Linked DNA regions of Mus musculus: all the other regions are linked to region 4. Evidence: chromatin loops called from intact Hi-C (ENCODE). Cell type or tissue: heart. All regions are shown on one strand. Region 1 holds the start of Gm36149 (a long non-coding RNA gene). Region 2 has its middle 72 kb from the start of Gm36794. Region 3 has its middle 25 kb from the start of Gm36274. Region 4 has its middle 39 kb from the start of C130026L21Rik.

Evidence for each region. A loop is a pair of places that touch in the nucleus more often than their neighbours do. Peaks named below come from ENCODE experiments on the same cell type or tissue, not always from the same donor. Only the 100,000 strongest peaks of a DNase experiment are listed, where the experiment ranks them.
Region 1: a loop joins it to region 4, with 2.1 times the contacts of the local background. A loop is called at or near these places in 2 of 42 quality-filtered maps.
Region 2: a loop joins it to region 4, with 1.8 times the contacts of the local background. A loop is called at or near these places in 2 of 42 quality-filtered maps.
Region 3: it touches region 4 in a loop (4-fold over the local background); 5 of 42 quality-filtered maps call a loop at or near these places.

The regions. Positions count from the first base shown.
Region 1 is chr5:111,488,651-111,493,650 of GRCm38, reverse strand. It overlaps Gm36149 (a long non-coding RNA gene), which reads right to left and starts at 2,771. Exons shown (of 3, transcript XR_389520.4): 1 at 2,611-2,771; 2 at 2,363-2,518; 3 at 1-1,579. In heart, no CTCF peak of the experiment used is centred here; DNase peaks (open chromatin) are centred at 1,970 and 2,830; H3K4me3 peaks cover 742 bases; H3K27ac peaks cover 2,271 bases.
Region 2 is chr5:112,016,201-112,021,200 of GRCm38, reverse strand. No RefSeq gene overlaps it. Among named protein-coding and RNA genes, the nearest start is that of Gm36794, 72 kb to the right of the region's middle. In heart, a CTCF peak has its summit at 2,084 (motif pointing left); DNase peaks (open chromatin) are centred at 40 and 2,100; H3K27me3 peaks cover 674 bases.
Region 3 is chr5:111,534,045-111,539,044 of GRCm38, reverse strand. No RefSeq gene overlaps it. Among named protein-coding and RNA genes, the nearest start is that of Gm36274, 25 kb to the left of the region's middle. In heart, CTCF peaks have their summits at 2,734 and 2,936; a DNase peak (open chromatin) is centred at 2,924; H3K27ac peaks cover 1,431 bases; H3K27me3 peaks cover 3,399 bases.
Region 4 is chr5:111,618,290-111,623,289 of GRCm38, reverse strand. No RefSeq gene overlaps it. Among named protein-coding and RNA genes, the nearest start is that of C130026L21Rik, 39 kb to the right of the region's middle. In heart, a CTCF peak has its summit at 2,560 (motif pointing right); DNase peaks (open chromatin) are centred at 609, 2,469 and 3,149; H3K27ac peaks cover 651 bases; H3K27me3 peaks cover 651 bases.

The DNA.
Region 1 (5,000 bases), 130 kb after region 4:
CACATGCACACATGTACATGAGCACACACATGCATGCACACATGTATGTATACACATGCACACACAAATACATGTACATACACACATGCACACACATGTATACACACATGCATGAACACATGCTGTAGTGACTATTCCTGGTTGTCAACTTGATTATATTTGGAATGAACTACAATCCAGAATTGGAAGGCTCACCAGTGATCCTTATCTGGAGGCTTGGAGATAGAAGTTTCTGATCTGGATCTTGGTATGGAGATCTTGAGGTATAGTGGCTATGGATTGCAGAAGATTAAATCTCCGAGTTCAAGGTCATCCAGGATTAAAGGTGTGGTGGAACACACCTTTAATCTGGGCTACACCTTCTGCTGGAGACAATATAAGGACATTGGAAGAAGAGAGTCTTGCTCTTGCTCCTTCGCCTGCTTGCTGTGTGAGACTGAGTAACTGCTAGATCCTTGGACTTCCATTCACACACATGTATATATACACATGCACACACATACACATGCACATAAGCACATGCACACACATGTATACACATGCACACAGTACACATGCATGCACACATACATTAATGCACACACATGCATGCACACACATACGCATGCATATACTCACACGCACACACACACACATGTATACATATACACGCGCACACAGGAGAATCTGAGACAACTAGACAGGAGAATCTGAGACAACTAGACAGGAGGTGAGATGGATAGGGAAAGCCTGGGGAAAGGGACTAATGGGGTGAGGGACACAGGACCAGGCAGGGAGGTCTCCACACACCATGGGTCTCCAGCTTTCTGAGAGCGTTTGATGGAGTTTCCAGAGCAGAAATCGGCAATCAGAAGCCCAGCTGCTGAAGCTAGCACACTGCATCTGCCAAATCAGTCTTACTGGGGCACCAGCTGAGCCCAGTAGGTGCACACACTCCTGGGACCATGGAAGGAGAGGGGTAGTTTTGTTCTTCCTTCCCACAGGTTGTAACCTCTGCCTCTTCTGCCTCTTTGTCCTAGAGTAAGGAGGCACAGTAGGGAGAGGTGGTGGCCGAGATGGGCTCTGGGAACAGTGGGCCAGGTTCAAAGCTCTGGCTGTGTGACCCTAACAAAGTGGCTCCACTTGTGTGTGCCTCAGTAATGAGTTCTATAAAATGGGTACAATGATTGGGCCCAACACTTGTATGTGCCTCAGTGATGAGTTCTGTAAAATGGGTGGGACGGTAGGACCCAACGCATGGATTGTTTCAAGAATAGGAAGCATGACTACATCCAAACGCTTTATTTTTGTTTTTTGTTTCATGTGTGTGGCATGTGTGCTTGTGGGTATGCATGCTTGCATGGGGGCCCGCATGTGTACATGGTATGCATACATTCTGGCAGAGCTTGTGTGTTCATGCATGTAGAGCCTTGAGGTTGCTGTCTGGAATCATCCTGACACTCTTCTGCCTTATTCTTTGAGGCGGAGTCTCAGTCCAACCCAGAGCTGCTGACATGTCTTCCTGTCCAGTCTGTTCTGCTGGGTTCTGTCTCCATCTTCCATGGCTGGGGTGCCGGGTAAGCTACCAGGCCCACTAGCACTAAAGGAGATTTAGGGGGGATCTGAACTTGGTCCTTACACTTATCAGGCAAGCATTTTAACCTCTGAGTTCATCCTCAGCCCTCAGATGCCTTTGAAGCTTGCTAGGCATCTTGATAAAGAGAAGAACCTGAGGTCTACCAGCGCTCCCCTTCATCCCTTCTAAACGAGCCGATAAACACACCTGGCATCAGGGAGATGGCAACCTGCCAACCATGGCAAGTGCCCTTTTCCCAGCTCAGACCCCAGTAGGTCATCACCATACATCTACTGCATCACCAGGGCCTGGTTGTCCATCATGCAAGTCCCTGAATCTGGACCAAACCTATCAGCTTGTCCTAATTTCCAGGCCACAAGCCAGAAACTAACTAACTCCCACCCAGCAGTCAACCCAGTGTCCAAGTCCTGAGTCACAGAGAGGCCACACTGTCCTCGTCCTCATCATGGCCTGACTCCTCCACAGCTTGGCTTCTATCCTTATGAATCCCACCCCCTAGCTTGAAGAGACCCCACTCTGGGGCATGCAGGCTACCATCAGACATTGCCCTCACCTCCCCCCACCCTGATCCAGAAGCCCTAATCCTCAGTCATCCCTTCAAAACCTATTTATAGAACACCTACTACGTGCCCAGCTTGGTCCTCAAGACCAGAGTCTACACAGGATAAGAGATCTGTGGTTTGTACTCACGAGATCACATCACCCAGGGATGAGACACTGGTGGCTTTTCCAGAACTCAGCCCAAAGAAGGGAAGAGCAGGGAAGGCTCGACTGATGAAGCAATACCTGTGGAGTAGGCTGACAACCATGAAAAGCATTCTTGAAGGAGGGGCATGCGGGCAGCAAGATGGAGGAAGGGAAGGAGGAACTGAAGATGTCAGAAGAATGGCCCCAGCTCTCTGCACAAGCCTCTTTTCCTGTCACATCTGGTGACTCCTCGACCTGGAGATGTGGGGACACCATGGACCGCTGACACACATAGTTACCAAAGCTTCAGGAGTCAGGGTTTAAATCAAGCCTCAGCTCCCTCCTACCTGACTGACTCCAACAGAGACTGACCCTCCTGGGGTCTCGGCTTCCCCAGTGGAAGATCAGTGAGGACGCCTTTCCTCTGGATATTGCAAGAGCCAAAGAGTCGACAAAGGGCTCTGTTCAGTGCCAGACTTGGTTATCTCAGCCAAGCTAGAGAATCTGTTGGCCTGGCGGCAGGCAAGGCCTAATTATAGAAGCCTGGAGACCATTCTGAGCCTCTTGTGACTCGGGACAGGGGCCAAAGAAGCTGAGCTACCCAGGGAAGGAAGGGTCTTTAAGGGTCACATGGTCTTCACTCAAAGGCAGCCAGCCTGTTGTCTCCTCCCAGCTCAGAAGGACCCAGACAGGTCATGGGGCAGTGACACAGAGCAGACACAGTGAGGGGACCAAGAGTTAGGTTGGCTGAACACTGAGGAGCCATGCAACATCTTGGTTTCTCTGTTGAAGTGGAGGTGTTCATGGGACCTTCTTTCCAGGCCTATGAAACTTCTAGATTAGGGTCTGGTACCTGCACATCCCCAGATAGACTGTTGGATGGGATGGATGGATGGATGGATGAATGGATGGATAGATACATAGATAGATAGATAGATAGATAGATAGATACATACATACATACATACATACATAGAGAGATACATACATAGAGAGATACATACATAGAGAGATACATACATAGAGAGATACAGAATACAGAGGAGGGCAATGTGTGTACAATGTACACTGTACACCATCTCTTGGTGCTTCTTAACCTTGGCTCAACAAATTCCTGCCTAGTTCTTTGTATGCCTAACTGTGTTAAACTGGACACACCCAGTGATGATGCACAAATATACCTGAGCACAGAGCCTACTCAGACCACTAGCAGGGCCTCAGAAGGCTTTGTGATATGCAGGAAGCAGCTAGAGGCTCCACAAAGTTGCCACTCATGGCTCCTTAGCCAGAGGCTTGCTGATTGCATGCCCAGCCCAGTGGGCCATCTTGTCTGTAGTTTTTCTGGGAGAGGGTGGAGGGTCCTTCCCCACCTGTCTGTGCCCTGCCCCCCCCCCATGGTAGGGATCTTTCCTCTAAGATGATCATTCACCTTGCAAACTGAGTACGCACCCTGAGTCTTCCCCTGTCCTGCTGTGAAACTTTGTGTAAGGCACACAGCCACATTAAGTCACTGCCTGGACTGTGACCTGGGCAAAAGTAATAGAAAGAAAATTCTCTGACCTGGATGTGGCCCCAGCTTGTCACCCCAGCAACTCACCAGGCTGAGGCAGGAAGATTACAAGTTTGGGGCTGGCCTGAGTGAGTTCAAGATCAACCTGAGCAAGTTAGTTGGTTCAAAATATAAATGGGATTCGTAATTCCGTGGCTGAGTGCTCCTTGGGATGCACAAAGCCTTGGATTCAATCCCCAGAAGAGAGGGCATTCTGATGAGGCTATTTGGGGGTTCACTGTAGCCATAGGTGGCATGTACTGGATCCCAGGGACTCCCCTGGAGAAAACTGTTCTTGTCGCATCCTGTCTAAGGATGTCATGGGTTCCAGCTCCAACATCATTCCTGAATGCAGAAGACGCACACTCTATATACACCCTCAGCTGGGATGAGCCCAGGATGACCCCTGCCAGGGATGCCCCAGCTCTGACTCCCTGGACGATCCCAGGACGTGCCCCTGGCAGGCCTATGCCATTCTTTTCATCCCTGAGTCTTCACCTAAAATTGAGGGAGCCCTGTGCTGAGCAGAAGAGACCACCAAGGATGTCCGCTTTCTCTAGGAGAGAGAACTCCTTGCACCCAAACTACATATCCCAGGTGGCTTTGCAGCTAGGTGGAGGTCATGTGGTTTTCTCTGGCCAATAGACTGAGAGAAGATGATGTGGATTACTTCCTGTCATGGTTGATAAACAGGTGTAACACTTTCTTTCTCCTTCCTCCCTCCAGGTGAAGACACCCTCGGGCTGGAGAATACAGAGGTCAAGAATGGAAGCATCCTAAGTGCCTCGGGGGTTTCAGGGAGGAGCACAGGCCAGCCAGAGGCTGCCTCATTAGTGGAAAGCCCATTTTTTATGGGGAAAACACTGACTAATCTTGTTGCAGCAGCCAGCGCCTAGTTACAGATCCAGCGTGGACTTGTCCCAAGTCCAGTCATGATTTTCCTCCTTGTATTACAATGGTGCAAACGGGAGGCCCGTTCAGTAGAACGTACACATTAGAATCCGCATCCTTCGCCGTTGATGCCGGACCCCAGCCCCCCCTCCCCCCAATCTGTACTCTACAGTGTGCTGGGTGCCCAGCATCTTAATAAAGGCTGTTCCAAGAACTGCATGAGCTTTCCAATGCTTCAACTGAAAATTGGATTTTTGCAAGCCTTCTGTAGGATGAAGTGAGCATCCTACACCTGTA
Region 2 (5,000 bases), 400 kb before region 4:
TCCCGTCAAAACCCAAGGGCTTCTCTGGGTAGATCAGAGCCCCCACTTGAGCAGCTATTCCCTTTGAGCTTGAGCTGCAGAGCCTGGCAGTGCCAGGGGCCATTGAGAGGAGTTATGTGGACAACCTGTTCCCTTCCTGGCAACTGTCACATGTGGTGGAGATTAGCGATTAATAGCCCATTATTGCAGACACTCTGCTCTGACCTGGGACAGTCAACAGGAGCCAGGGTGGGGGACAGATGGCTGCTCACAGATCCAGACATGACATTGGTTGGCTGGGGCATGGTGCTCTCTAGCCAGCCCCAGTGCAGGGGAGACTTAGCTCTGAGCTCTGAGCTCCCTGGGGTCCATGGACAGGGCAGAGAGTTGGGGTGGGGTTTCAATCTAAACGAAGTCACCTAGTAAAATCAACATCTTCAAGTGGGGAGCAGTGCTGGACCCAAGTTCCACAGTCTAGAACTCTGGGTCCCCAAGGGGAGGGCATAACCCGGCTTAACAAGGCCCATGCATGCAGCAAGCCCTCTGCACTCAGTGAGGAGGAGGAGGAGGAAGAGGAGGAGGAGGAGGAGGAGGAGGAGGAGGAGGAGGAGGAGGAGGAGGAGGAGGAGGAGGAAGAAATACCTACCTAGCCCAAGGTCACCTAAGTTCAAAATTGTTGCTGCTTCAAGCATACTCTAGAATCTCAGAACTTTATCCTAAGGGCAAGGTCATGTTGTTATCCCCTATTTATGAAAACAAAACAAAACAAAACAAAACAAAAAACAGCCCACAAAATAGTGGTGCTGGGAGTTGAGGTGTCAGCCCCCTTGTGTTCTGTAGCTTCTTCCATGGTTTGCAGATATGGAACAAGTGATGGGGTCAATGTGTTCATCACCCAATACTATATAAAAGGCACTGAGACATGCTGGCTTAGAAGGATAGGTTCAGGCGGGGACTCTTGAAGTCCTGGTGGGCTTTGGAGAGGAAGAGAACATTATGAGTGATGCTCTTCAGAGCCAAGCAGTCTGCATTGGGAGTTCTGTGGCCATGTGCAGAAGGTCACCCCACCAGAACTGGGGAACACACTTCCTCAATTGAAGCTCAGAGTAGAGGCTGGATATCCAGACACTGCCCCAGCACCTGTCATCACTGCCTGTGGCTCAGAGGGCATGGAATATACAGAGGCCAGGATAGACTAGAGCAGGTACTCCATCTACACAGATATGGAGGAAGCCCTTATCTGTTGGTTTTCTAGGTGTGGCCAGTCAGAAACCCCCTCACCTAAGCTCCGTGTCTTAGGGGAGAGAAGTGTTAGTTGGCTTATGTTTCTATCTCATTGTTCTTCACTGAAGGAAGTCAGGACAGGAACTCAAGGGCAGGACCCGGAGGCAGGAGCTGATGCAGAGGTCATGGAGGGGTGCTGCTTGCTGCCTTGCTCACCATGGCTTGCTCAGCTTGCTTTCTTATAGAACCCAGGATCAGCAACCCAAGGATGGCTCCACCCACAATGGGTGGGGCCCTTCCACGTCAATCACTAAGAAAATGCCCTATGGCTTTCTTACAACCTAATCTCATGAGGGCATTTTCTCAATTGGGGTTCCCTCTTCTCAGATGAATGTAGCTTGTGTCAAGTTGATGGTAAAGCTAGCCAGCACAATTGAGCCCTTGTCAGTTCAACGCACTGCTAAGTCATAACCTTTCCATTTTTGTTTATCCCAGAGATCACGCATTAATACCAACACTACACTACAAAACATCTAACTTTTAAAAGTCCTGTAGCCGTTAAAAAAAATCATACATTTAAAAGTCCAAAGTATTTTTAAAATATTAAGAGTCTCTCTAAAAAGTCTCAACCGTTCAGAAATCTCTCAACTGTGGGCTCCTGGGGGGAAAATAGTTAAATACTTTGTTACTTCAGGAGGAAAGAGCCAGAGCACAATCACAACCGGAACAAAGTAATACCAGACTCCAACGGTTTAAGTAACACAGTGTCAATATCTGGGATTCACTCGTGATTTTCTGAGCTCCTCCACAATGCCTGTGTCACTTCTCTGGCTCTGCCCTCTGCAGCACAAACAGCTTGTCGCATAGGCTCAGGCTGGCTTCATGACTGCTGTCCTTGGCAGTCGCCCCGTGTGACTGGCATCTCAAAAATGCTGGAGCCACTGTTACCACTGGGCTGCACTTTCACCAACAACCTCTCCTGGGCTCTCCTCTATGGTGTCAAGTCCCCCGACCCTTTCCATCCTGGGCTTCAACAGCCATGGAGGCTGGACCTTTGCCAGTGGCCTCTCACAGTGCCAAGCATCAGTTGCTTTCCACAATGCTTCCATTCCTTCAAAACTAGTATCATCTGGGTGACTTTTACTCATTGCTATGTCCAACTGCCAGTGTGAGATGCAGCCTTGGCCCTCTCTGAATCACAGCTCCATGAGCTGACACAGAGGAGACATTCCCAGACTTATGATCCTCAGTGATGCTGGTCACCTCTTAATCACTGCTAATTTCTCACCTCCAGATGACCAGCATCAATTGTCCCAGGAACACAAAGGTTTCACTTCAGTAGTTTTGGTCTCTTGTTAACCATAGCTGATGCTTCAGCCCCAGCTCACCAGAACTGCTGAATCTCAAAATATCAAATAGCCCCCATAGAGTCTAAAACATCACAATCCAGGGCTCCATTGTCTGCTTCTCTCTCTCTCAACACTCTTTATCTTCCAAGCTCCCACAGAACTGTTCACCAAGCCTCAAACACTCAATGGTTTTTCCAACCCAAAGTTCTAAAGTCCTTCCCCAATCTTCCCAAAACACAATGGTCAGGTCTGTCACAAAATCCCACAATCCTGGAACCAATTTCTCACTGTTTCTACTGCTCTGGTGAAATACATAGCCAAAAATGACTTGGTGAGGAGAGGATTTATTCAGCTCATACGTCCACATCACTGTTCAACACTGAGAGAACTCAGGGCAGGAACTTAGAAACAGAAGCTGATGCAGAGGCCGTGGAAGAATGCATGCTTACAAGCTTACTCAGTCTCCTTTCTGATAGCACGCAGGACCACCTGCCCAAAGGTGGCCCCACCTACAATGGGTGGATCCCATGCCAATGAATAACCGAGAAAATGCTCTGCAGGCTTACCTACAGCCTGATCTTATGGAGGCATTTCTCAGTTGAGGGCCCTTCCTGTCAGATGACTCTAGCCTGTGTCAATTTGGCATAAATCTATTCAGGATCCTTTAAGGGAGTTCCCCAGAGTGAACGTTGGTGGGATCTTGCTTCAGTCTGTCATTGAGACCTTGAGAGAAGTGGTAGACATTGCCTTACGTCTTCCCAAGGGGATGGATTTTAGCATCAGACAGTGGATGACCCAGTATATGTCAGACAGCCTATTCCTCTCAGCTGTAATCTCTGACCACTCAGCCAAGAGAACTTTCAAAAAGCCACAAGAGGGGCTGGGTTCCAGGCACAGGAGCTGTTTGCCTCGATGAACACCCACAGGGAAGACTGCTCTTTCTATGTTCCCATCTACCCTCATGCCATGCCTACTGTGGACATTTTTAGAAAGTCAGTTCTACAGACTTCAAATATACACATGCACATATGTGTACAAGTGTGTTTGACGGCCTGCACACATGTGTGAATCAGTATGCCGGTGTGTAAACCTGCACGTCTGTTATGGCAAAGTTCGTGGCAGGATCTGCTATAGGGCAGATCTCCATTCATCTGCTCCATGTAGAGCATTTGAATCAACAAGCATCACCGGGCTGAGTGATGGCAGGCGAAGCCTGGGGAAGGTGCCTGGAGATTTCCAGGTCTGCCATCTTGGGTCTGATGAGACCCAGGCAGGGAAGTTTGATAGTCAAGAAAATCTCATCAGAACTGGAATTCCTGTTCCCATCCCACTCTCCCTAAGCGTCTTAATTAGGGTTTTACTGCTGTGAACAGACACTGTGACCAAGCCAGTTCTTAAAGGGACAACATTTAATTGAGGCTGGCTTACAGGTTCAGAGGCTCAGTCCATTATCACCAAGGTGGGAGCATGGCAGGTCAGCTGGGTTTTTACCTGCATGGGACCCCTTCACTGTGACAGAAGCCAAGCACCAACAAGCCCACAATTGGCAACCAAGGAGATTTTTCCCCCCATGTGTGCAGAGGGGAACTTTATGCACAATGCTTTCACTAGGAATATTCTGGGTCAACAGGCTGATTTGCATAACCTCTCAGCTTTTTCAAGTTAATACAAAATGCTCCAGAGACCCAGCTCCAGAGTCTCCTCTGAAAGACACTTGCTCCTTCCCTGAGCTTCTGGGTCCCAGGCCTGTGCTTTGTGCTGGCTTCTGACTTGTCTCGACTTCTAGCACGGGCCCCACAAGTAAGCAACTGTCCTCCAAAGTTAAGGGGACAAATGTTGGTCCCAGCCAAGCAGGATTGGAACATGAGGACACTGACTTTGGGTAAATTTATTTTAAATTTATAGTCCACCTTCCTTTCTTACCCTACCCATGTGCTAGCCCTGCCTATGTGTGGTTCATGACATTTGAAATCCTTAAAGTTAAATAAGGTTTTCCTATGTGAGACGGGGTAGTCTTGGACTTGAGATCCTCCTGCCTCAGCGCTGGGCTGACAGCGCTGGGCTGACAGGTGTGTTAAAATTCAGCTCATCTGTTATTATAACCATGAGTGAATTGTTCTTTTTGTTTTTTTCCTCCCAAGGAACAGCCCAGCACTCTCCCTTCACGAGTTGAGGAAGTTACTTGGATACAGTGCTCACCTTGTGAGCATGAAGAAGAAACCCACATAAAAATATGTGGAGTGACGCACAGATGTGATTCCAGTGTTCAGAGGCAGAGACAGTGGCCTGGAGGAGGACCTGCCTCCTGAGCATGCTATAAAGAGGACAGACAGAAACTTCTGGTTTCTCCAGAGAACCTGATGGGCTCCCTTTGAAAGATGCTGACACCTGGCAAGACTTGGAGTGTGGGGGTAGATCTGGGCTAGAGGTTGCCACAGATTGAAAGGG
Region 3 (5,000 bases), 84 kb after region 4:
CCCCCGTGCCCAGCACTGGGACTATAGAAGTACTACTTCCCAGGCTGGACAGATGGGACTTCAGCCTACTCAGACTAGAGCCAATTTCCCCAGCTCATTGTCCCAAACCAAATTAGGGGCTCTCAGACTATGCCACTCGGGCCTTAATTGGGACTCACAGATGCCCCGCCCGGCACTGCCTTTCTTCCCCGTTCCCCTGTCCCCAGCCAGGCCATGCCTTAGGGGAGCCAGAGGCAGCCTGGGCTCTGCCACCTGGGCCCTCACAGACGCTTCAGTGTAAGCAATTAGGGCTAGGCCAGGCCTGCTGGTAATAAGGAGGTGCTGGGCAGCTGGGCCCGCATCGATCCCAGCCTCTGGTGACCCCAGGGAACAGAGACAGCCAACAGGCAGGCAGATGGTGGTCTCCAGGGCCCAGCCCCACCCCCAGTGTAAGAACAGTCACCAATGGATGCAGGCCAGTCAGGAAGGAGGCCTGATTCCTGGAGGCCCCATGTGAGCCTGGAAGTTGGGTTTGGGTGTTCAGTCCTTGCGTGGTAGACCTATTCAGGAATAAGGCCTATTGAGTCTCCACTCTCCCTCTAAGCACCTGATGCCCCCTGCCCTGTTCTGCTCCAGTCTGGCTTCCTGAGGCAGAGGTACTATGGCCTTCCCTGAAGAGCATCGCTGCCCAGGACTCCCTGTGCCTTGCCTCGATCAAGGTTGTACAAGCTGGTAGGGGATGGGAGTGGCTTCTGGCAGCCTCAGGATGGCCATCTGGGGATCTCAAGGAAGGCTGAGGCAAGGGAAGGACCCACTATCCTTGCTGTCCGAACCCTACCTGCCCAAGCCCAGGAGTAGAGATAGGGGCACTGAAAACAGGAAGCAGGAGTGGCTCTAAAGGGGGTCCCCTGAAACTGCACCTCTGTGGCTGCTCTGAGAGGGGGTCCCCTGAAACCACAACTCTGTTGATCTGAGGGGGGTCTCTTGAAACTGCATTTCTGTGGTTGATCTGACAGGGGGAGGGGGTCACCTAAAACTGCAGCTCTGTGGCTGCTCTGCGGAGGGTCCCTGAAACTGCAGCTCTGTGGCGTTCAGAGACACAGGTGCTGCAGAGGCAGGGGTCCTTCAGTGTCTGAATTGCACAGGACAGGTGCTCTGAACTATGTGTGGAATGACAGGATGTTGTAGGCCTGTGTCTGAACTCCTTCCAGCTGGCTGAAAAGAACGGTACACGTGACAATGTACATGTGTGTATCTGTGCCTGCATGTGTTCATAGCATGTGCAGTGGATGTGCATGTGAATTCACACATATGGAATGGAGGGTGTTGAGTGTGTATGTGTGTGTGTTGTCTGTATGAATGTGTGTGTGTGGTGTGTGTATGTGTATGAGGGTTTACATACAGAGTGTACATGTGTGGGGGTGTATATACAGTATGTGTGTATAATATGTGTGTGTGTCCAGTGTGTGTATGAGGGTATATACAAAGTGTGGGGTGTGTGTGCATGTGTTCTATTGTCTATATGTGGATGTACAGAGTACGTATGGTGCATGTGTGTATACATGCTTGTGTTGTCTACATGAATGTATGTTTGTGGCATGTGTGTATATGAGGGTGTAGTATATACAGAGTGTAAGGTGTGTGTGCATGTGATGGGGGTATACACACAGAACATGTATGCATGTAGATGTGAGTGTCCATATGGAGTATGTATGTGGGGGCATGTAAGTGTACATATGGAGTGTGTATGTGTGTACATATGAGGTGTGTATGTGGAAGTCATGTGAGTGTACATATAGACTGTTCATATGTTTCCATGTTTGTATTGTGTGAATGTGTGTGTGGTGTGTATATACAAGGGTACATAGAGACTGTTCGTGTGTAGGGGGTGTGTGGGGGGTGTACATAGGGAGTATGGAGTATGCACATATCTTGTGTTCTGCCTTGAGTGTGCACTTGAGTGAGTCAGACCAGGGGAGATATTTTGAGGTGAGGGAACACTGAGGGACCTTTGGGCTTTAGGCCTCCTTTCCATGTCTATTGTTAAGCGTGAAAATGTGCATGGAGCCTGCTAATGCCAGGCTTGGGAGACTGCAGAGGCATGTGCCAACTTCACAGAGTTTTATCCCTTGCTGGTCCTGGTTTCTCTGCTTACATCACTGCGACAAATAGCTTAGCCTGCAATCAGGCCCCTCCCACTGTGTCCAGAGCCAGGACTCACCTGTGGTCCAATATGTAGGAGGGACAGGGACTGGACTAGCTGCTGCTAACCAGGTAGGACCACTCCCTCTGCCCAAAGCTCAGGTCGCACAATCACACCATCTGTGTCTCTAAGCTAATGATACCTCAGTTTCTCTACCTGTAAAATGGAGAGAAGACCAAGAAGTTCGTTCTCCCACTCAGAGATGGTTGTGTGTCCAGGAGCAGTGTGGGGGACTTTACAGACCGGAACATAGAAATACCAAGAGCATCCACACATGTACCATGTGACCACCCTCGTAGTCTCATGGATAGCACAGACTGTACCCTTAGGATGAGTTCTTCCCTGTGTTACCTCAGGAGAATTGGTGTGTCTGCTGTGTGCAAGATGACACAGGTCCCGAGAAGACCTGTCCCAGCGCTGGACTCTGTAGTGAGCCTGGGGTCTGGAACAGAATGCTCCTTCCATCTGTCTCCAAAGAACAGTGGCTGGGGACAGAAAAGAGAGAGAGCCAAGCCCCCTGCAGCCCTGCCAGGCCACAGGGCTGGGGAGCAGGCTGCCGTCCAGCCACCCAGCACAGGCTGGCTAATTGCCACCGTGAGGCCACTGCCCTGGACCGTGACACGGGCCCCTGACAGATGTGATTTATGAAGGCCCTCGGCAAAGCGGAACCCACTCAATGGCCTATTACCTCACTTAGCAGACACCTTGTCACCGCCCGAGAGCCGGGTGTTAAAAATACAAGCCAGGCAGCCGCTGGCCGGGTGCAGTCTCCACCTGCTGTGCGCCAGATAACGGCCCAGGGCCACCACAGTCCTGCCCAGCTGGGCTCTGAAGATGCCCAGGTCCTCACAGATGTCATCAGCCTGGGTTCCAGCAGCAGAGAATGGGAGCAGAGACGAAGTTCCTGAGTCTGATTATCCCAGCCATGACTGGCATCGCTATGGAGACTAGGCAGCTGAGGCCTATCCAGTGGACCAGAACCAGGCTTCCACACCCAGAGTTCAGCTGACCCTGGCAGGCCTTGTCTCACCTCTGCTTCTGTGAAGCTACAAGATGTCCCTGCGACCACTGTGAAACCCTCTGTGTTCACAGTTCATAGTTTTACAGGTCTACCCCTCCCTGCCCCAAGGGTCTTGGTTCCAGGGATCCGAACCTCTGTAAGCCAGGCTGCAGTTCTGAGGTTGGCAGTTCCCAGGAGTTTACACCCTGTCCCATGGACTTCAAAGGCTCAATTCAAACCTAAACCTCATCCCAAAATAGCAAGCGTCAAGTCATGCTCCACACTGGGCTTAATACAGCCTTGGGAAAGATCTGTCTGCCTCCTGTTTCAGAACCCAAGTGCACATATGTATCTATGTGTTGATGCCTGCGTGCACATCCACACATCCATGCATCCACAAAGGTTTGCCAACAGTTGAGGATCAATGTGGCTAAGCATTGATTGAGGCCCAGCCCTATCCTCAGCCAATAGTGTTCTGTCTCAGTACTGCTGACATTGGTCTTGTGTCCCAGCCGCACCTTCTGGGAGGAGCAGGAGGGATCAGCCTGCAGGTCCATGGGCACCAGGATGGGCAACCTTCACCCCGAGCATGGAGGTCAGCAGGCTCACTCACACCTCCATCCATCACTCACTGACAGGGTCACAATAGTATCCATGGATGACTGTGCTCCAGGGAGCTCATAGTCTTCTAGGCAAATCAGGAAGGAGGTGGCAAAAACTGTGGGGACCCAGAGGAGGTTGCTACCCATCCTCCAGACTTGGCTGGCCTCCCAAAAATGACTCATCAGTGGGAATCAAGAGTAGGTGGGAGTCACCCAGGACAGAGGGGTGTCAGACTTGGAGGAGCCAGGTCACCTGGCTCATGGACCGCCTGGCCCTGGAATACCTTTCCCGATGTGTCTGCTGGCTTCTCTGCCCTCTGCACTTCCTGTGAGTCCTTCGGGCCTCAGTTTAAAACCCGCCCTGACTTCACACATGCACACACACTGAGACATAGGCTCCCGGGGGTCTTTCGTCCCTGCACATGCTCTCTCTTGTCTGCAGCAATATTGTATTACCCAACCCCAGCCCCAAGAAAGGACTGAGTAAATGTTTGTGGGCTGACTAAGCGTGAGTGACACAAAGACCCACCCATTTGGAAAGAGAAAGCCCTCCCGAACCCAGGGTGACCGGCCCTCCGTGGAGGACCATGGCTAACCCTGACACCATGTGTCTCTGTGGGCCACAGCAGAGGGGCCTGAAACCCTCTCACCTCTGCCCCTTCCTCGGCCATCTGTACAGTGGGATCTCCTGAAGGGTTAAACGCTGAGGTACAGTGAGGAGGCATCATTTGGGGGCTCCGTCACCCTAGTGTGGGGGATGTTGCCTCTCTACTCCTCAGAATATTGCCTCCTGGGCTGGGGTCAGAGGGTAACCTAGCAATCATCATCACCACGCAGGGAGGAGTTGGTCAGCGAGAAGCATTGATTGTGTGGTGACTGTGTAGCCACTAACAGTTCTGAGCTATTGAGGGAATCTGTGCTGGAGTTTAGTATGTCTGAGAGGTCATGGGACAGACTTGGGGCCCTTCCTCCACCCCTCCACCTCACCTCGGGACCTAGGATGCTTCATTCCCTCCCTGAGTGAGCTGGGTGGGTAGCTGGGTGTCTCTGCCCTTGCAATGTAGCCTATGTCTAGAGACAGCTGCTGCACAGTAAACAGAGCCTGTGGCCCTGCCTGAGGAGTCAACCTTCCTAGGCCTGCAGAATCCCATAAGAGGCCCTGTTTCAGACATGACCCTGAAGTTCGGGGTGAAGGGACTCACCCACGTCCATGGAG
Region 4 (5,000 bases):
GTGGCAGGGTACCTGAGCATATGAAAACCTTAAGCTCATTTCTAGAGGAGAGATGGTTGGGGCAGGGGGAAATGGAACATGCAAAAGGCCCCTCACAAATAACTCAGTTCAAACTGGCCTTGGCCAAAAACTCAAGAAGGAATAGAAGGACAAGAGGAGTGGGTGGCCTTCTGGCTATAGTGTAGATGGGACATGGGACGAGACATGTTCTTAACAGGTACAGACTGTGGTAAAGAATGCCAAGTGTCAGTAAGTCATACCCCCAAGAAACCTAGAACTCAGTCATGAGGAAGCATGCCAGGATGTCACCCAAAGCTTGGGAGGCCAAGGCAGAAGGACTATGTGTTCCAAACCAGCCTGAAGAACTCTGCCACAACCCTACTCCCCAGCCTAATATCCTCAACAAAGAGATTACCTGTTGAAGGATACAGAATCAACTGCTACCTAGCAAGGCTTGCTCCAGCAGCTCAGGTCTGTCAGGTCTAAATGACTGTCTCTTCCCTCCCTCTGTTCAGCTTGCTCCTCTTGGATGCCCTGTGTTGGTGTCTGAATATGAACTGTCCCTCATGGGTTCTCCTTTTCCAAGTGGCGTAGTTCCCAGAAGACAACTCTATTTTGGGAGTTGTGGAGACTTCGGGAGGCAGGGCCTCTAAGGGATGCACACCATAGTGGGCAGGCCTCTGGAGGTTGTCTCCATGCCTGCTCCTCTCTGTCTCACTCTCTCCCAGCTGTGAGTGTGTCAGCATTTACCATATCCTCCCCATGCTGAGCCCCGGAAACTGGGTTGAACCTGCTCTTCCCGCCCTCGGGTGGTACTCTCAGGAATTTGAGTCAGGGTAACAGTTACTCTGTTGCCACTTCTCCATTAGCTTTTTCATAGCTGTGACAAATGCAGTCTTGGGAAGAAAAGGTCTGCTTTGGCTCCCAGCCTGTCAGGAAGGCCACAGCCCAAGAACAGGAGGCAAAGGTTACAATGTATCCACAGGTAGGCAAAGGATACACTATATCCACGGGTAGAAGGAAGCAGAGAGGGGGGGGGAGGGGGAAGGAGGGAGGGAGGAGGGGAGAGATGGATGATAATCCAAACTCATTTTCTCCTCTGTGTGAGGCTCAGGTCTCTCCCTGCCATTGGGACACTGACTGACTGCCACATTCAGAGTGGGTCTTCCCATCTCAGTTAATTGACTCTGGAACTCCCTCGTAGACATGGCTCCTGTCATGCTTGGTGGCCTCATGGTGGAAACCACACCACTTACCCAGCCTCTGCTGGGCCATGGCACAGTCCCACACATGCCTCTTCCTGGTCATCCACACCTCATCTTGGGACAGGGGATCTGATGGGCCCCCAAGGGGAAGAGGCTCACCAACCATAAAACAACATTCCTTGTACTCTGCTTCAGTGATACTCAGGGAAACTGAGTCACAGATCCCTGGAAGATCCCGACACAGCAGGCTGGACTGAGCTATGTGGTCAGCCTGGGCTCTGGGTTTTCCCCTGACATCTTCTGCATCCCCATCAACCCATGTTCTACCATGGCGGTGCTCCCACGTGGAACAACGGTATGGCCAGTGACACCCACCCTCTTGGTTATGCTGGCATTTCAGGGTTACAGCCTGTAAGTCCCGTGGGCTTCTCTCTGCTCTTCTCTACCCTTGATGAGGGCTTCTGGGCAGGGAGCCTTAGGGCAGGGCAGGGAATGAGCTGTGTAAAAGAGCTCAATCACCTTGGTCACAGCTGGATGCCTTAGATGCCAAGTGGGAGGTAGGAGTCAGACCCCAGCTGCCCAGGGTTCAGCTTTGCTGCAGTGACTTCAAAAGTATTTCCAATACTTCCTGCCTCCCATTCACCAATGCAGATTCCTTCAGACAAGGACTTGGTGCTTAATGCTGGGATGGGGACAGCAGCCCAAAACAGGTGACACGGAAAAGAGGCTGAGTGCTGTGGCTGCCCTTCTGGCCTGTCATCTTCCCTTCATGAAGAAGTGCCTTCCTCTCTTTTAGACACAGCTTCCTTCCTAGAGCCCTTCCTCAGGTGCCATAGGAAACCCAGAGACTCGGCAACTTCTTGTGTGGACACAGCAGAGCTCTGGGCAGACTAAGCCAAGGCTGTCCTGACTGACTTGGGGGACAGCAGAGCATTGGTCCTCGGCAGGCTTCGGTAGCTCCTCCCCGCCCCCATCATACCCTCAGTGCCCAGAGCATAGTGAGTATTCAATGCTTGTGACCGTGACCGACAAGTAAACCAAATGACCTGAAATGCTTACTTCATGCCAGACCTGTCAGGATAAAGGCACTAGAGATGCTAATGTTGAACGGGTTTAGTGAGAATCCTCCCGGGAGCACTGCAGTGCTCCCCAGAACAGCCTGCCTTACCTAACACGCAGACAACAGCCTGGATTCCTGGAGGAGTCCCCAGGACAGCAGCTATCTAAAATTAGACCTGCATTGGCCAGTACTTGTAGTCACATGATGACATCGCAAGGGCGTGTAAAATGTTCACAGATTAAAAATAAATCAGTGGCGTACAGGGGTGAAAATTAGGCAGGTGCCCTGAGCCCAGAGTGTCCCAGCAGGGGGCAGCATCTGTGGTCAAGGGCAGATAAAAATGTTAAAACCATTTGACCTGTGAACCAGGGAGGAGAAAGGATTTCACAAGGGCCATCTACACAGTGTGGAGAAGGCAGCACTGTCCTTCCTGGAGGGCTTCCTGGATAGAGAGGCATCTAGGCTGACTCCCTCTTTCCTGAGAGAGTATAAAAAAAAGGGAACATGAGCCACAGGAATGAGTAATGAGCACCCAGGATTCTGTTTGTTGATTGACTTACTGAGCACACACCCCACAGGTGCACACTCACAGCCACACAGGCCATGTTGACATGCAGCACATATAATCATCAGAAAATGGGGGCTCTTCGGGCCTCTAGGCAACATCTTTGGGAACAGGATTGATTCCTGAGAAAACAAACAAATCCACACGCCCTAGCCCGCCTCAGCAGCCCCACACTTTTTTTTTCTTCCCAAGCATTATGGAAATGAGATCGGAGGGGAGCCGCATCATAGCTCAGCTATTTCCTGACGTCTGTCCTTGGGGCCCAGAGCCTGGGCTGCACACCACACACATCTCTTCCTTGGCTGGAAGGGGTAAGTTCGGAGCCAAGAGCCCCAAGATATGGGGAGGAGGCACGAAAGGCCTTTCAAACAGACCAGCCAGGCTGTCTGGCCACAGAGCTAAGCTGAGAGGTCCAAACCGGCCCATCCCTGGCTGCAGCCGCTGAAGGAGAAAAGGAAGGCCATGATCCTAACTGAAGAGATCCACGGGGTATTAGAAGGATAGCCACATGTGCCCACACTCCCTCCCCCTCCTGCCCTCCCACCTCCCCTCTCTTCTTCTTGCTCTTCCTCTCTCCTTCCCTTTTCCATCCTCCTCTCCCTCTTCCCTCCTCCTCTTTCACCTCCCTTTTCTTCTCCGTCCTTCCCTCCTTTTCCCTTCTCTCCTTTCTCACCTTTCTCCCTCCTCCCTTCCCCTTCTTCTCCCTCTTTCTCTTCGTTCTCCCCTCCCTCCTTCCTTCCCCTTCTCCTCTCTTCCTCCTCCCTCCTCCTCTTCTTTCTCCCTCCTCCATCTTCCTTTTCTCTGCTTCCTCCTTCCTTTCCATCCTCCTCTCTTTCTCTCCCTCCTTCCTTCCTTTTCCCTGCTCCTCTCCCTTCTCACCCCCTCCTCCTCTCCCCTTCTTCTCCTTCTTTTCCCTCCTCCTCCCTCCTCCCTCTCTTCTCCCTTTTCCTCTCCCCTTCCTCTCCCTCCTCTCTCCTCCTCTTCTTTCTCCCTCCTTGTCCTTCCCCTCCCCCTCTTTTCCTCTCCTTCCTTCCTTCCTTTTCCTTGTTCCTCTCCTTCCTCCCCTTCCTTCTGCTCTCCCCTCACTTCCTCCTCCTTCCTCGCCCTCCTTTGTGAGTCTCTCCACCTCTGAAGCTCTCAGAATCCTCTTTATATGCGTGCTCCGAATTCTTCCTCATCTCTGAGTCTCAGACCTGTTCCATCATCTTGCTCCAGCGTGTCTCTGTCTCACCTCTCTCTCTCTCTTTCTCTCTCTCTCTCTCTCTCTCTCTCAAGCAAGTAGATGAAGCTGGAGTTGTCTGAGAATTCCAACCCTATAAACAAAAACCCCATGATGAAACAGACTCTAATAAGGTCCTGCGTTGTGCCTACCAAATGACCACAAGGAAACAGCTCAACCACCAGGCCTGTCGTTAGCAGTGGGCAGAACAATGGGTTCTCTCAAACCCATGTGGCTGAGGTGCCACATGGGCCTCGCTCACTGAGCGTGGTCTAGAAAGTCCATCCACCTGTGGACCATGGTGCTTTGCTGGGAACAGGGTGCAGGGACATGGGGTCCATGACTAACACCCCCACCCACCCACACACACACACTTGTCTGAAACAGTGGAAGTCACACATGCTGTAAGAATCATGTCCAGGGTGCTGGCTGCAGCAGCCCTGATCCTGTGGAACCCTGTGGGTGGAATGAGCTGGGTCTGTAGGTCAGGCCAGAAAAGTACACACTGTGAACTCTCTGCCTCTCTGATGCTTCACCTGACGGCCACAAGCCCTCAGCTTGGATGAGGGAGGGTAAGCCAGGCTAACAACCACATCTGGGAGACCCACGATGTCCCAAGGAAATATTTAACTTATTTCAGCCAAGTTGGGTAATGGGCTTGCTCACCCCAGTGTGACTCCACCTCAGTGCTGGGCAGTGCTCGTGGGGAGAAAGATGGTGGCTCTAAGGACATTCTTGTCCTTTTCTACAGAAGTCACCTGCTGCTGGGATACAAGGAGCCATGGAAGCAGGGAAGGGAGTGGAGGCTGAGACCATGTGAGCACATGGGGCTCTGGGAAGAGAAGCCTAACCACTCGGGCATGTATGTGAGCACGGAAAATGTCCAGAAGGATCAGTCATGCCTGTGGGAGAGATGCCAATTAGCACTGAGATGGCATGGCTGGGCATGGT